Linked DNA regions of Homo sapiens: region 1 is linked to region 2. Evidence: chromatin loops called from intact Hi-C (ENCODE). Cell type or tissue: right lobe of liver. All regions are shown on one strand. Links, peaks and the distances in the headings refer to the core of each region. The heading gives the core; the rest is flanking DNA. Region 1 overlaps CDC7 (cell division cycle 7). Region 2 has its middle 22 kb from the start of BRDT.

The links. Peaks named below come from ENCODE experiments on the same cell type or tissue, not always from the same donor. Only the 100,000 strongest peaks of a DNase experiment are listed, where the experiment ranks them.
Region 1: it touches region 2 in a loop (5-fold over the local background); 104 of 110 quality-filtered maps call a loop at or near these places.

What each region holds. Positions count from the first base shown.
Region 1 is chr1:91,510,452-91,513,274 of GRCh38, reverse strand. It overlaps CDC7 (cell division cycle 7), which reads right to left. Exons shown (of 12, transcript NM_003503.4): 5 at 1,585-1,678; 6 at 1,352-1,494; 7 at 1-217. Among named protein-coding and RNA genes, the nearest start is that of CDC7, 11 kb to the right of the region's middle. In right lobe of liver, for the core only: a CTCF peak has its summit at 1,684 (motif pointing left); no DNase peak of the experiment used is centred there.
Region 2 is chr1:91,925,714-91,928,536 of GRCh38, reverse strand. No RefSeq gene overlaps it. Among named protein-coding and RNA genes, the nearest start is that of BRDT, 22 kb to the left of the region's middle. In right lobe of liver, for the core only: a CTCF peak has its summit at 1,053 (motif pointing right); no DNase peak of the experiment used is centred there.

The DNA of each region.
Region 1 (2,823 bases), core at 298-2,797, 420 kb after region 2:
TGCATTTGTGTAGGGTCTTTTAACAGAAGCTTTTGTGGTGGACTGCTGATCCAGCTCCTTAGGTACTGGGCCACTCAGTGGAATCTTGTTTCCTGTGATTATGTGGGATTTGTTTTGTGAACACCTTTCCTGCTGAGCTTCAGACTGGACAAATTTAAGAAGCTCTATTTTCGTATCATGGGTTCCTTGGGCCAAACCAAAGTCTACCAAGGCATACCTAAGAGACAAAATTAAGCATTTTTACTTATCTGTAGCAATTAAAGCTTAGTAACATTGTAATACTCTCAAACCATCCTCATAAAAACTGTAATTCTTTTTGGGATCAATTAGGAATTTATAACATTCTGGAAAAAAGAAAAAAAAATAAGTTTTCCAGACAAAGTAAGAATTTAACAGCTAACCAGGATTGAAAATTAAGAGTTGTCCCACAATCAAATTTTCTTTTTCCAGTGGTCTGTGTTAATAAGGCAGAAGAGGAATACATAACATAAACACAGTCCGTTGTTCTCTGATGGTGGCAGAGATGGCATCATAGCAGATAATTTCTAGTTAAGAAAGCTTAAAAAAATTAAAATCATGGTTTTAAAATCTGATCCAATTAAAGAAAATTAAAAAGTCAGGCATATAAAAGCTCAAAAAAGAAGTTATAATATTATTATGTTTAATATGATCCATTATATAGAGGTATTTATGTTATTTTTAGCTTATAATTTCTCTATAATTATAATCAGCATTAAAAAGTATACATAAAAATAAAACTTTTGTGTTAAAACAGGAAATTGGCTATCATGTGGTCCAATCCCCTCACTTACTAGAAAAGAAAAATGAAGTCCAGAGATAAGAGACATGTCTAAGGTCAAAAATTATTAGACTCTAAGTCTGTTAGTTCATGCTATTTCCACTGAACCATAGTACATCTAATAATGTACATTATTCCACTAATACAATTTTATCTTCTTCATCACCAAATTTCCCTTTCCAATCACAAAGAAACTGAAACAGAAATAATCTGTGCATGGCTATTGCAGTATGTTATATTATATCTAAGAGATATAAGTCAGAGGATACAAAGTAGCAGATATGTAGGATAAATAAATCTAGACCTAATGCACACTCTGAAGATTACAGGTAATAAAACTGTACTGTATATGAGATTCATACTAAATGAGTAAATTTTAGCTGCTCTTGCCGTAAAAACAAAAATAAGATGGGTAACTGAGATAAATATTTGCTTCACAATAGTAACTTTTGTACTATATATAACATCATGTTCAATACCTTAAATATAGACAATAAAATTGTTTTTTAAAAGAAATAGGATAAATATTTTCTAGTAACTCTTCATACTTACTTTTTCAGGCGCCTATTATATAAAAAATTGCTGGGCTTAACATCACGGTGAACAATACCAAACTGATGAATGCGTTTCAAAGCTTTGAACAGATTAAGCATATATTCCCGTACTTCTTGAAAGGAAAGAGAATTCAGAATGTCCTAAAACAAAGTTACAAATGAAATGAGTTACAAATATTGTTTGCAATTAAATATTTAGCTAATAAAAATTCAAGAAATATTAAAACCTACCAAAAACGACTCATGCTCCAGATATGGCATAGCAATAACTACATGATCATTCTTCCTAAAGCAGTATTTAACTCCCATGACATTATCTTGCCCCCTAGTGGAAAAATGCACAAGGAACTTTTAGAAGAAAGGTCAGAGGGACTGAAACTTTATGCCTAATTTTAAAAACCGCAATTTTAGCAATGCATACATATTGCTAGAAAACTGACTTAAATCATCATCACATAATATAAACACAAGTGACTTGTGTTCTCGTGTTAAAGTTTTCTTTTAAAACAAAAATGGCACCAGTTTTGAAGTTACTATAATAATTCAAACGAGGTAATTATAGTTGTGACTGGGGAAGCAGCAGAATGAGAAAAAAGGGAAAAGATTAATAAGACTTAGCAGATAAGATGGTAACAGTAATAAATAAATCAAGGTCACTAAACTAATAGATCAATGAGCCAGGATTTGAACCCAGGCATTTTGCTCCAGATATATGTTCTTAATCACTATGTTACACTGCTTCATAAAAGAGGAAAATAGGACAAAGGTGATTTCTATGATTTTGAGCCTGAGTAAGAAAACAATAGAGATACCAAAAAATGAGTAGAGAAGCCAGTAAAAGAAGCATCTAAAACCAGACCTCATCATTTTGATAGAGTTATCTAGACAAGGGACTAAGCCTTAAGTGAGAAGACAAGTGAGAAGTCAGTGAGAGTACCTGCAGAGAAGTGATACCTACAGACATGAAAATTAATAGCGAGAAAAGAAAACTGAGCTTGGAAGAAGCCAAGTTAGAGAGCCAAATAAGAAAGGAATTTTGAAGGAAGAGTTATTAGCATGGAAGTCAAAGAGAATAACAACTGAGGGAAGGCTTTTAGTTAGGCAAAGAATAATTAACTGGTAATTTTTAAGACAGCAATTTAAGTGGAAAGGAAGAAACAAAACAGAAGGAAGGAAAATATAACACAATGGAAGCTGAGCCTGAAGACAATTTGCCTGACTGCATTGTAAGATCAGATGAAGGCATTTTTAGCATGTACTTTTTTAAGCACAGAAAAAGAAAAAGTGGTAGAGGGAGACAGTTAAAAATATAGAAAAAGAAATGATCATATTTAGGGTACAAGAATGTATGCAAGCATTCTTTATAGAGGCCATCTCATTTTCTTGTCTTCTATAATACACAGAAGGCTGAAACAAACAGGCTTATTCATTCATTCAGTATTTAGTTGGCACTGTTATTTGCTGTTAGGG
Region 2 (2,823 bases), core at 96-2,595:
ACTTAAAATCACACTGTGACTCCCATCTCACCTAGAAATCCCAATGCCAAGTCTGAAGTCCTAACCATGGCTACACCAAGCTGGCATCCCCACCACCTCTCTGACCTCGTCCCCTAAAACCCGCCTACTCACTCTGCTCCACTGGCTTCCTTGCTGCTTCCTTGCTGTTTTTCAATCACATCAAATATTTCCCAGCATCAGGAATTTGCCCCTTCTGTTTCCCCAGCCTGAAATACTCTCCCTGCACCCAGGCCTTCCCTGACAGCCCTGTCTGAAGTGGAGCACACATGGCCTTGCCAGTCACACTCGATTCCCCCTGCTCAACTCCATTTCTCTTCATTAAATTCATCATCAACTAACATATTTTGTATTTATCTGTTTATTGTTTATCTTCCCCACTATAATGTAAGCTCCATTGAAAGCAGGAACTTGTGCTGGCTTCTCTGCTGTATCCCCAGCAGAGTAGCTCCCAATAACTACTCTCATGTGCAATGAATATATGCTTGAAAAAAACCAGACCTGACTTGAAAAAATGTGGTGTTAGGCAGGTCATAAATTTTAGTTCAAGTAAATTTAAATTATCTAATTATGTTTCCGGTGCTGTGTTTTCCTACTGCATTAAAGATATAAAGTTAATAGATTCAGTAAATATTGAAATTAATTGGATAAATTGGGTGCCAGATGTGGTGGCTCATGCCTGTAATCTCAGCATTTTGAGAGGCCGTGGCGGGAGGATTGCTTGAGGCCAGGAACTTGAGACCAGCCTGACTAACATAGCAAGACCCTGTCTCTACAAAAAAAATTTTTTAATTAGCCAAGCGTGGTGGCATGGCACCTGTGGTCCCAGTTACCTGGGAGGCTGAGGTGGGAGGACCGCTTGAGCCCAGGAGATTGAGGCTTCAATAAGCTATGATCATACCACTGCACTCCAACCTGGGCAACAGAATGAGATTCTGCCTTGGTTCGACGTTTCCAAAAATATGAACAAGGTTCCTTTCACTTATTTTACCTTAATACCAGAAGCATAAATATTAAAAATGATTTCTTCTTTTAGCCACGAGGTGGCAGAATATGCACACATACTTTGTCAATGGCAGCGTTATTCTGTATCACCTTTTGGAAGCAGTAATACTACTGCTTTATATTTGAAGAGTACATTATAGCAGACAAAATACTTTCACAAACTGTGTATATATACACACATACGTATGTGTGTATACACACACACACATATGTGTGTGTGTGTGTGTGTGTGTGTGTGTGTGTGTGTGACGGAGTCTCGCTCTGTCGCCCAGGCTGGAGTGCAGTGGTGCAATCTTGGCTCACTGCAAGCTCTGCCTCCCGGGTTCATGCCGTTCTCCTGCCTCAGCCTCCCGAGTAGCTGGGACTATAGGCGCCCGCCACCACACCCGGCTAATTTTTTGTGTTTTTAGTAGAGACGGGGTTTCACCATGTTAGCCAAGATGGTCTCGATCTCCTGACCTCGTGATCCACCTGCCTCGGCCTCCCAAAGTGCTGGGGTTACAGGCGTGAGCCACCGTGCCTGGCCCACAAACAATATTTTATGATGCCCCTGTGAAGTAGGGAAGACAGTCAGGGCTCCTGATCATGTGACAGCATGTACCTGGAAGTTTCTGCCTCTTAAATGATGAGTGCTTTTGAGTGTATTTTCTGTGGAGAGCTGGTGTATGCAATTCACATGAGCATTAATGAGAATTGTGCGTGCACTGAGCCCTGGATGGATCTGGAATACTGAAGTGAAATAGCAGAAAAATTACCTACATGTAAAAACTAGCACTTAAATTCATTAAATATTGCTGTTAAGTTTTCTTTTTCTTTCTTTTGTTGAGACAGGGTCTGGCTCTGTCGCCCAGGCTGGAGTGCTGTGGTGCAATCACACTCACTGTAGCCTTGACCTCCTGGGCTCCAGCAATCCTCCTATCTTAGCCTCCCCAGTAGCTGGGGTCACAGGTGTGCGCCACCACACCCGGCTAATTTTTATAATTTTTGTAGAGGTAGTGTTTTGCCATGTTGCCTAGGCTGGTCTTGAACTCCTGATCTCAAGCAATCTACCCTCCTCAGCCTCCAAAAGTGCTAGGATTACAGGCATAAGCCACCATGCCCAACCGCTGGTTAGGTTTTCCAAGTTTACCGTAAGCAACTGATTGGTGTCCTTTTAGCACAGACTTCTATTGGCAGAAAAATGATTTAACAAAGTTCACTTGATTCATTGTACTTTGCTATAGTGCCATGTGGCATATAAGAAAGAATTTAGGCTTCAGAAGCTGGATTCTTGGGTGTGGTCCTAGTTTAGCTGCTTACGGGTTATGTGACCTTCAGCAAGTGATGCTGAATTTTTGTATTTTTAGTAGAGACGGTGTTTCACCATGTTGGCCAGGCTGGCCTCAAATTCCTGGCCTCTGAGCCTCACTTTCCTCCTGTGTAAATGAGTATAACACCTGCTTCATGGAGTTGGTATGAAGATGAAATGAGATAATGATTATGATAGTGGTTTAGAAAGTAAAATCCATACATGCAGGGTGATTGTTATGATCACTAAAGGCAGGGGAAAGGCATGAGTTTTTTTTAAGATGGAGGGCCTGGGCTTTGTCATTGCTAGCTGTTGACCTTGGGTTACTTTATTCATATTGTTGGACCTCAGTTTTCTTACTGGAAAAAAAAATTGAAGGAATCAGCAAATTTTTATTATTCTCCTTCCTTCCTTTTTTCTATTTCTCTCTTTCTCTTTTTCTCTCTCTTCCTCCCCCTCCCTCTCCTTCTCCCCTCCCTCTCCTTCTCCCCTCCCTCTCCTTCTCCCCTCCC